Regions from separate parts of the Homo sapiens genome. Here region 1 is linked to region 2. A link is a loop called in an ENCODE intact Hi-C map of the cell type or tissue named here. Cell type or tissue: IMR-90. All regions are shown on one strand.

Region 1 (5,000 bases), 650 kb after region 2:
GAGTATGTGTGTGTATGCATGCATGTGTATGTGCATTCGTTTGTGTGTGAAGGAAGGGGAGCAGAGCTGCTGGCTTAGTCAGCTACCTTTGAATGCTTCTCCCTCAACAGGGGCTGAGAACCAGACCCCTTGCCTTTGTCCCTGAATTATATTAGCTCAGGGGTTCTTATGCCATCCAAAGATAAGGACATAAGAAGAATAGGGAAAGTGCCAAAAATTAACTGATATTGTATTTAATTAAGAAAAAAATAAATATAATATTTATAATATTTAAGTTTGAGTGTTGTGGAGAGATATATGCCTGTTTCATTTAGCTTCTGGCATACCCTTTATTGCCAGAGTTGCTTCATTTCTGATAGATTTTTATTGGAAGTAGTTTCCAATAGGTTGACTTCATGTTTGTTTAAACTCCCCATTTCCTGACTCTATCAGGCACTTTAAGAGAAAGCAAATAGTAAATTAGAAAGTAGAAAGGAGTCTGGAGGCCCAGCAGTTCCAAATCATCTTTATTCCATAATAGCCATCAAACACTGGGCAAGGCACTGAGTCTCTCTGGGCCTTAGTTCCTACTTTTGTAAAATAAAGAGCTAAGGTGAGTTCATTTCTGTCTTTTCCAGCACTAGCACTCCACAATTCTCTGATATGTATTAAGGACAATGAATACAGAAAGGTTTGAAAATCACGCAGATGAAGAACAGAAATAACAAACATGGCTGCAACTTAAATTTGTCAGTCAATTCAATTTCTTCAAAGTTTTTTACTAAGCATTGTCCACAGTATGGGCAGCCAGGGAAACAGAGAACAATGAAGAGGTAACAGATGGAAGAAGGTCAATAACTCCGAACACAGCTCCCTAGTGTGGGGATCCAGTGTCCCCACTGTGTAGCTGGACTGGCCTCCTCCCCTCAGGCTTCTTTCATGGTGGCAGGGTGCTCTTGCACATCGGGCTGCCTGTTGCTCTTAAGGACTGATCCTGCATGGAGAGGCCTCTGTGTCTCCAATCGTCAGCCTGTCCTACTGGTTTTAGCTAAAAAGTCTTACCTGGGCCGGACACAGTGGCTAACTCCTGTAATCCCAGCACTGTGGGAGGCCGAGGCAGGTGGATCACGAGGTCAAGCGATCGAGATCATCATTTTTGTACAAAAATTCAAAAATTAGCCAGGCGTGGTGGCAGGCACCTGTAGTCCCAGCTACTCAGGAGGCTGAGGCAGGAGAATCACTTGAACCCAGGAGGTGGAGGTTGCAGTGAGCTGAGATTGCACCACTGCACTCCAGCCTGGCGACAGAGCAAGACTCTGTCTTAAAAAAAAAAAAAAAAAAAAAAAGTCTTACCTAACAACCTCCCTTCCCTTCCCACCAGATTAGGTTCACCTATTAAATGCTAATAGCATTCTTTGCTTTCTGTCACACAGTTATGTAATTATACAGTGATTTTTCTGGTTATTTGATACCTATCTGTAAGCAGCACAAGGGCAGGGACCATGTTTGTTTTGTTCACTGCTCAATTCCTAGAACCTATTACAGGCCCTGGCATATAATATGCCTTCAGAAAATTTGAATTCAATGAAAAGGCGAATGTATGAGTCCCATCTTGCATATAAGAAGACAAAAACTCTTTGCCCAAGTCAAATTACTCACAAGTGAGACAACAGGAACACGAATCTGTTCTCACTGGCTCCGCAGCCTATCCATTCTCCATTCCTGGTGGCCTCCTCTTCTGTCTCCTAGACTTCGGTCTCCTGGCAACAGCACTGGTGCTAGGGGAGGCTGAGAGGGAGAAGCAGGAATAGAGACAAGGACACACTGATGTGACCTGGTCCCTTCTAACATGTCCTTCCTCTGTTTGTTCGCCAGTGCTTAGTATACGCTTCATGAGTATGCACTCGGATCTACTTGGAAGAAGACTGCCTATTTGCAGAAGGTCTTAACATACGGCTCCATGGCCTTTTCCCATTTGGGGAATGAGGTATTGAAGCTTTCAGAACTATGACTTCTCACCTGTCATCTACTTTCATGCATACCATGGATTCCAGCGCATGAACACTCATGCTGGAGATATGTGGTATGTGTATTTCTCCAGTGGACTCAATTCAGAATCACTTCTCATTCCTAAGGCAGCAATTCCATCTCTGTCCCAGATACTTGGGCTACGTAACCTGTGGCCAGCCTTTGATCCGCCCATGTGAAGCTGCAGGTCCATTTCCAAAGCCCAGGTGTCCTTTGCCTCCATTTCCTCTCTCTTGCCTGGAGCTACATTCCTCAACACGCACACTCCATCTGCTGCATCTGCTTACCTCCATCTCTCTTCCATGGCCACAGCTCCTTCTTATTTAATTTTTTTTCAAAAATCCATAAAGCATAATATCTCTCATTTAAGATAAACAGAATAAACACATTTTTTTGTCCAAACAAAAATTAGCTTAGCTGCCTTTCTTCACCTTACAATGTCATCAAAGCAAATTCTCAAAGACTGAGTGGCTCAAAGTACTTCGTAATGATTCTTTTCCTGATTTGTTCTGTTCATCATAACTCAGAGAAAATGCATTCCCAATAGTGTTTCCTCAACCTCCATTTACCATTTATTTAGAAAAAGCTCAACATTCTCTAAACCAGCTTGCAGTGCAGAGACTGTAGAAAGAGCTGGAAAGTTTGCCCGTGTGGAGAAAATCATTCCTTCTGCTCAAACTGCTATGGCATTCTCCAGTTTTCTAACAGAGCAGGATTAAAGAGGGTCTCTCCCAGGATTACACACTGCACCGCAGTGTGGGCTCTCCTCAGCGCCTGGTCATCCTATGCCCTCTGCAGGAGGACTCCGATTTGGCTCTACTGTATCGAGAGCTACCTGAAGTTATGCTCTTTCAATCTTTACAAAATCAGAACCTGATCTTGCGACACTGTTAATATTAGCTGTCATTAGCCCCAAAATTCCCATCTGTTTAAAGTTTAGGATTTGTTTTCATGCCACTAACTATCACTAAAAAAAAGTCTCTCTCTACTAAGAAACTCTGGTGCTTGGGAGACTGTCAAATTTGGGGGGGAAGTTCTGATAGGAATATTAATATTCTGATTTTAATTTACTTTAAGAAAAATTATTGGTATACATAATTAGTTACCTTCTTGTTTTTCTTTTGTTCTAGATCTTCATCCCAAGTCTGTATGTTTATTTGATCCCCCGTATTGAAAAGAAAACATTTGGAGCAGGCTAGATGAAAGCATAGAAAGAGCTGTGAGGAAAATAAACCAGATTGTAGGCCTAATTTTCTGCTACTTATTGTAGCTACTTACTGCAGCAGAAATTAGGCTACAACCTGGTTTATTTTCCCCACAGCTCTTTCTATGTTTTCAGCTAGCCTGCTCATGACATGATTTTTCAAGGCCACACAATAAGTAGCAGAAAATTAGCATGATCTGTAAAATAAAGAGGCTGGCCATGATGATACCTAAAATTTCTTCCAGTTCTGAATAGTATCACTTCATGCTTACTCCTAGGTCACCCCTCCCGGTTAGTATTTACTGCCTTTTTTTTTTTTTAATGTGTATTTTCTTTTTCTTTTTTTCTGAAACAGGCCCAGAAGATACACTGCTTTTTTTTTTTTTTTTTTTTTTTTTGAAGGAGTCTTACACGTCAGGGGTATTTCCTACCATGTCTTTTGTGGTTTTTGATGGTCACATGGATGGCTCTGTTGTATTTGCTTTATTCTCCTACACAGAGATCAATGCTTTTACATAGAGATCGCTCATGAAAGACAATGACATAGTTATTATGGTTCTATTTTTAAATTTCAGAAAAGGAGTTTTTTCACTGTCCCCTTCCCAAATTATTTATAACTTATATAAACAGTGTTTTCACTCTGTAGATTTTTTTTTTCAAATTCAGCATTAGTCTCTTAACAGGGATAATAGTTAATGCTATTCATCATCTAACAATGAAAACATTTATTGAGTACTTACTGTGTGTTGGAAATTCTGCTAGTTGCTATGATTACAAAGACAGACAAACCCTTGACCTTGTCAACTAAGGCTAAGGGGACATGTTCCTGTAGAAGTTGATGTGCAGCCAGGCACGGTGTCTCACACCTGTAATCCCAGCACCTTGGGAGGCCGAGGCAGATGGATTGCCTGAGCTCAGGAGTTCTAGACCTGCCTGGGCAACATGGTGAAATCCCGTCTGTACTAAAATACAAAAGATTAGACTGGCGTGGCGGCGTGCATCTGTAATCTCAGCTACTTGGGAGGCTGAGGCAGGAGAATTGCTGGAACCCGGGAGGCAGAGGTTGCAGTGAGCAGAGATTGCACCACTGCACTCCAGTCTGGGTGACAAGAGTGAGACCCTGTCTCAAAAAATAAATAAAAATAAGTAAAAATAAAAAATAAGTTAATGAGCAGCTCCCTCCTTTTTATGCCTTCTCTATCCCAAAACACTGAATCTATATTCACTGATATGAACAAATAACCTAAGGCAAAGAACATGACCTTTGTACATAAAATGTGTCTTCTGTTATGTACATGTGGCAAATGAACTTAATTCTTAACATGATTATCTCAGCTTCATGTAAGCTGCATGTGCAGAGGTGGGCAGGGATTGGGCCACACAATTCCAGGATGCTTTCTAACTCTAACACATCTGTGGTTTGGGATTATAGTCCAATTATATAGTGCTTTTAATAGTTGTTAAGAGGTAGAATTTTATTTCTTTATAAGGACCAGTAGGAATGAAGCAAAATCTACTAAAGCTTCATCAAAGGAAAATGTATTTACATGCCCAGCCATGTCTGTTTTAGATCCATAGTGGGAGACTGACTACTAACTGTTTGAGGCCACAAAATCAGTGGAAAGAAAACTCACTTCATTAAAATGGGCACATGCATTCAAAAATGAATCTCATATCTGGCTGTGAAGATCATCATTATCTTTCAAAAACCATGGTGAAATAAAGTTGAATGAATTCACCACAGACCTGAACTATAAGAAATGTTAAAGAAATTTCTTCAGGCAGGAAG
Region 2 (5,000 bases):
GTTACATGGAATTTTCCTGACTAATTAAAACTTTATGGTATGAAACATGCACTTTAGAATATTTAGTTTTCAAGTTCAAAAAGTACCAGTGTACCAGTGTCTATTTGAAACCATTTCTCTCCAAAGCCAAAGTGTCATCAAAATTAATTCAAATGACCCAGCATATTCTAATGCTAAAAAATATTCAGTATTATTGAAGTGGAGGTAAATCCCAGGGGTTTTGGGGCTTTCTCATGCTGCAAAAGGGCTGTTTCTCTGGTTCATTCAAAGAAGCGTATGACAAAATCCAAGGATGTCCCTAAGCTCAGTAAAAGGCAAGACTCCTGGCACCCAGCTCTGACCTCTCCATAAAGCCTGGCTACTCTTTCCTCAAATACAGGAAGTGTGAGGATCAAAGGCATGTTGTTCTCCTAGCTTAAAGAGACAGCAAAGCACCTCCTCCCTGCATCCTAAAAAGCACCTTTCCCAGGTAAATAAAAGTCTACACGGGGAAAAAATTAAAATACACTGATCTACAGAGTACGGATTTTGAAATGTCAATGTAATCCTTACTTCAAAAATTTTAACTACTTTAAAATTTTTAACATCTGGCCGTTTCTGATTCCACCTTAAAGATGTATTCAAGTTGGATTTCTGTTGATTTATCATTGTACACTTCTAGTCAAAAATATTAATTTTATTCCCAAATATTGTAACCACTAGTGCTACTGCAATGTATTATCTCCCAGAGTTATCAAGCACTGGAAGAGAAAAGAATAGATAAGCAGCAGGCAACATTTACGGCCCTTGCACACAGCGGCATTTGAATAGCTACTGGGTAGTCTGGGGATAATTCTTTTTTTTTTTTTGAGATGGAGTCTTGCTCTTTTGCCCAGTCTGGAGTGCAGTGGCACCATCTCAGTTCACTGCAACCTCTGCCTCCCGGGTTCAAGTGATTCTCCTGCCTCAGCCTTCCAACTAGCTGGGATTACAGGCACCAGCCACCAGGCCCAGCTAATTTTTGTATTTTTAGTAGAGACGGGGTTTCACCCTGTTGGTCAGGCTGGTCTCAAACTCTTGACTTCAGGTGATTCACACGCCTTGGCCTCCCAAAGTGCTGGGATTACAGGCGTGAGCCACTGCGTCTGGCCAGTCCAAGGATAATTCTAAAAACAAGAAAATTCATGCATTATAGTAAATATGTTGTAATTTTCACAGTTGAAATTTCCTTAGACATTGTACTTTCTCTATAAGGGAATCCTGATTTTTCTTAATATTATGATGAGTCAGGACTTGAACTAGCAGCCTTCTTTCTCTTCTTACTGTTTTTCTCATGCTCCTTTTTCCTTTTTTTGTGTTGTTTTTTCTCATTCTTCACTGCTTTTCTTCTTTTTTGCTCTTATCTCCTCAATATACTCTGATTCTGACAAGGACTCAGGTGATAAAGATTTATCTTCAGAATATGGGTTTCTTTTTGCTGAGTCGTTTAATAGCCTTTTTCTTTCTCAGTTGGGTCCTTCTTTTTCTTTAAAAAGAAGTCTTTCTTCCTTATTGTCTTTCTATCCTTACTGTCTGATTCAGTTTCTGACATGGAGCTTTCAGAAGATTTATGTGAATGGTTCTTTTTCTTTCTCCCTTTTCCATGTTTCTTATCCTCATCCTCAGAATCAGAAGAACTGCTGGAAGAATCAGAGCATGATGAAGACGATGAATACCTACCAGATTTATTCTTTTTCTTTTTTTTTCTCTTTTTTTGGATAAGCTCTTACTTTCACTTAACAATTTCTTCCTGTGTTTTTCTAGTTTTTTCTTCAAATTCATACAAAGCCTTGGCGCCTTTTTCTTTTTCTTTTCTAGTTGCTCTTGCACTTCTTCCCAGATAGGCCTTGGTTGACGGAGAGAATCCTGGATTGTTGGCCCTTAAGACTGGATTGGACCCCTTGATCTGGCCATTGCTGTTGGATTCACATAGGCTACCCGATGGTCCTGCTTCTCCTTGGTGCCCGAGTGAGCGCACAGTCACTCATCAAGGGACACGGTCACCCACCAAGGGAAACCTGGCTCGGGAGGCAGCTGAAGTAGGCCTGCCGCAGGTCCTTCTGCACTAAAAGTTCGTATTTTCATGAAAATCTTACCAATGTGTTTAGCAGGCTTGCTTGTTTCATTTTCCCCCCATTAGTCAGTGCCTACTTGGTTTACCACTAGAGGGCATTGTTGGCAGTGATATCAAGAGAAAGCATACTACAGCATTTTGCCAAAAAATTTTGTGCAATCTTTTTCAATTTTCATTTCAGCCAGTAAATAAAAACATACATTTAAAAGCTACTTCATTTAATATTTTATTTTTATATTTTATGCATCCCAAATACTGAGCTTCTAGGCTTTTTGTGTGTATTAATTTAATAAAAGAGAAATCATTGTAAACTTTGGTTCCAGTTTTCCAACAAACGCTAAATCTAGAATCTGTCAGTTTTCCCCCTGCAATGTAATACACTCTCACACATCCTTTCTTGGAATGTTATCGAGCACTTGGAGACTCATTATTTTTTATTTCCCAAAAGAGTGAAACTATTCTATTTTCCATATCATGGCTTTCCTGATATTTGTCAGAGGATCTCAAACTAGCAAGGGACCTTCAGTTTATCTAGTTCAACTATTTATAATAGACAGAATTTCTTCTACACAGTGATGAAGGGCTGTCTAAACCTCAAAATGATAAGAGAAGCGTTTTCCATTTTGGAACAACTGTATTATTTATTGGAAAGTTCATCAGGTGAAGGCAGAAGTTTGCCTCTTTGAAATGTATTGTATCAGATAAGATCTTTTAGTTGCAGATAACAGGAACCAAATCAAGCTTGCTTATGAAAAAGGGGGGTAGATTAATTATTAGAAAATAGAGGTGTCCGGGGCCTTTTGGGGGGTGGGGGGCAAGGGGAGGGAGAGCATTAGGACAAATAATGCATGTGGGGCTTAAAACCTAGATGACGGGTTGATGGGTACAGCAAACCACCATGGCACATTATGCCTACATAAAAAACCTGCACATTCTGCACATGTATCCCAGAACTTGAAGAAGAAAAAGAAAACAGAGGTGTCTTGTGGGCTGTGGGTAACTGGACACCTGAGATCTGTCGGTACTCAATCTCTCTCAGTCTGCTGCATCTGCTTCCTTCTATGTAATTACTTCATTCATTTCTCTCTGCACATCAGGATTTTCTGCTTCTCGCATCCCCATGGTGAAATATGCCATTTGAATGATAAAAATGACAAATAACTTTTGTTACCTAGCTGGAGTAGGCTGTTTCAGCATTCTATGAAGCTGGCCACCTCGGGATGGTGCAGTATGTGATTTGATCTGTCGTTCCCAGGGTCACAGGCCCACTCTCACACTGCCTTCATGGTGAAGTAGGTCTCTTGGTTGGATGCTTTGTTGTGTGGGTTTCCAGGTCTGTGGATGAGGCACTCCATAAGCCCTTGGTAATGGTGCTGGCTAAGGCTGTGCAGGCAGGAAAGGAAAACACACGCTTAGGACAGGTATCTGTCCCTGTGAGGATGAACGGCTGACTGGTCTTTCCAGGATGGAAGGGTTCCATGTGGTCAACTTGCTACTAAGTGGCTGGTTGATTCCCTCAAGGAATATGCCATATTGAAGATTCAATGTTTATTTCTTCGGATGTTCAGAGGTAACAGTAGGTAGACAGGCATTGGTAAGTGAGGTTCATGCTGTCAGGCTCACACATAGCCTCCATTTCTGCCACCATGTCCAGCCTGTTCATGTGTTCATCATGCCTGCTCTGGGTGACCAATGACAAAGACTAGTTAATGTCAAGAGGCTGAGTCATCTCATTTTACTTGGTTGTTCAGTGCTTTTTCCATGGTAGATGCTTTCTGGTGGGTATCCACATGTAAGACACAAGTCTTGACACTTTATACATTCACCCATTTGTCTACCCACATGGCTTTTCCTCAGACTCCTTGTCTCTGATCTTCCAGTCCTTTTCCTTCCAGTTCCCCGCCTGCACAACTAGGCCATTGGCCATTTCCTAGGAATTTATATATATTTTCACCTTGGGTCATTTCTCCTTCTATCCAAAGTGGATGACCAGTTATACTGCTCATAGATCTGCCATTGGGAAGATTTCCTCTTTACTCTCTTTCCCTGAATGTGGTTGTAATGAAGCCACTGTCTATTTTTTGGTTTTCATCCATATACTGAGCCAATCCATCCATAAACCAAGCTTTGGCTTCTTTCTTTCTTTTATCTGGTCATACAGGACCCCTCTGGCCCACCCTCCCTCATTCCCACCCAAATATGTTCATAAGTGCAAGAGTTGGGGGCATTGACTGGTATAGCTGTGCTTGGTGATATGGGGTCTTGGTTTCCTACTCATGAAACTTACTCAAGCCTTCCAGCCCTGTTCAGGTCTAATCCCACATATATCAGCACTCTCTTGCAATGGACTGCTACTAGCAGGACTGGAAGGCATGAGTAAGCATCATGTGGCTTTATGGTTTAGTGGATCCTACAGAATTCAGTGCATAATAAGCATTTCCAGATGGTCATTTGGTCTCTCGTGGTCAATTGTTCCATCACTTCTAGGACCCAAACACACCAAAAATAAGAGCTGTTTTTCAAAGTGCACATAATTTGATGTTGATGGCATGGTTTTGCTCCATAATCTCAGGGGTCTGAGTTGTGATTCTTTCACTTGAGCTTGCCAAACACTCTTTACTACATATTTTCCCACCACATGACACCTCTTACCATGGGGCCTGTTGAATCATATGGACCAAGTGACAGGGCTGATTGCACTGTGGCCTGGTCCTGCTTTGACACCTTTTCCTGCTCAAGGCCCCACTCAAAGCTGGAAGCTTCCCATATCACCTGATACATGGGCTGTAGAAATATTACCAGGCATGAAATGTATTACCTCCAGAGCTCAAGGAAGCTGACAAGTGGTGGCCTTTCTTTGTGGTAGGAGATGGAGACGCAAGATGCAGCAATTTGTCTTTAGTTTGGA

What was found. Hi-C counts contacts between places; a loop is a spot of excess contacts. Peaks named below come from ENCODE experiments on the same cell type or tissue, not always from the same donor. Only the 100,000 strongest peaks of a DNase experiment are listed, where the experiment ranks them.
Region 1: it touches region 2 in a loop (5-fold over the local background); 16 of 110 quality-filtered maps call a loop at or near these places.

Annotation. Positions count from the first base shown.
Region 1 is chr12:26,089,241-26,094,240 of GRCh38, forward strand. No RefSeq gene overlaps it. Among named protein-coding and RNA genes, the nearest start is that of BHLHE41, 33 kb to the right of the region's middle. In IMR-90, a CTCF peak has its summit at 2,783 (motif pointing left); no DNase peak of the experiment used is centred here.
Region 2 is chr12:25,434,327-25,439,326 of GRCh38, forward strand. It overlaps the pseudogene FAM133GP. Among named protein-coding and RNA genes, the nearest start is that of LMNTD1, 120 kb to the right of the region's middle. In IMR-90, a CTCF peak has its summit at 2,183 (motif pointing right); DNase peaks (open chromatin) are centred at 2,185 and 4,485; H3K4me3 peaks cover 251 bases; H3K27ac peaks cover 487 bases.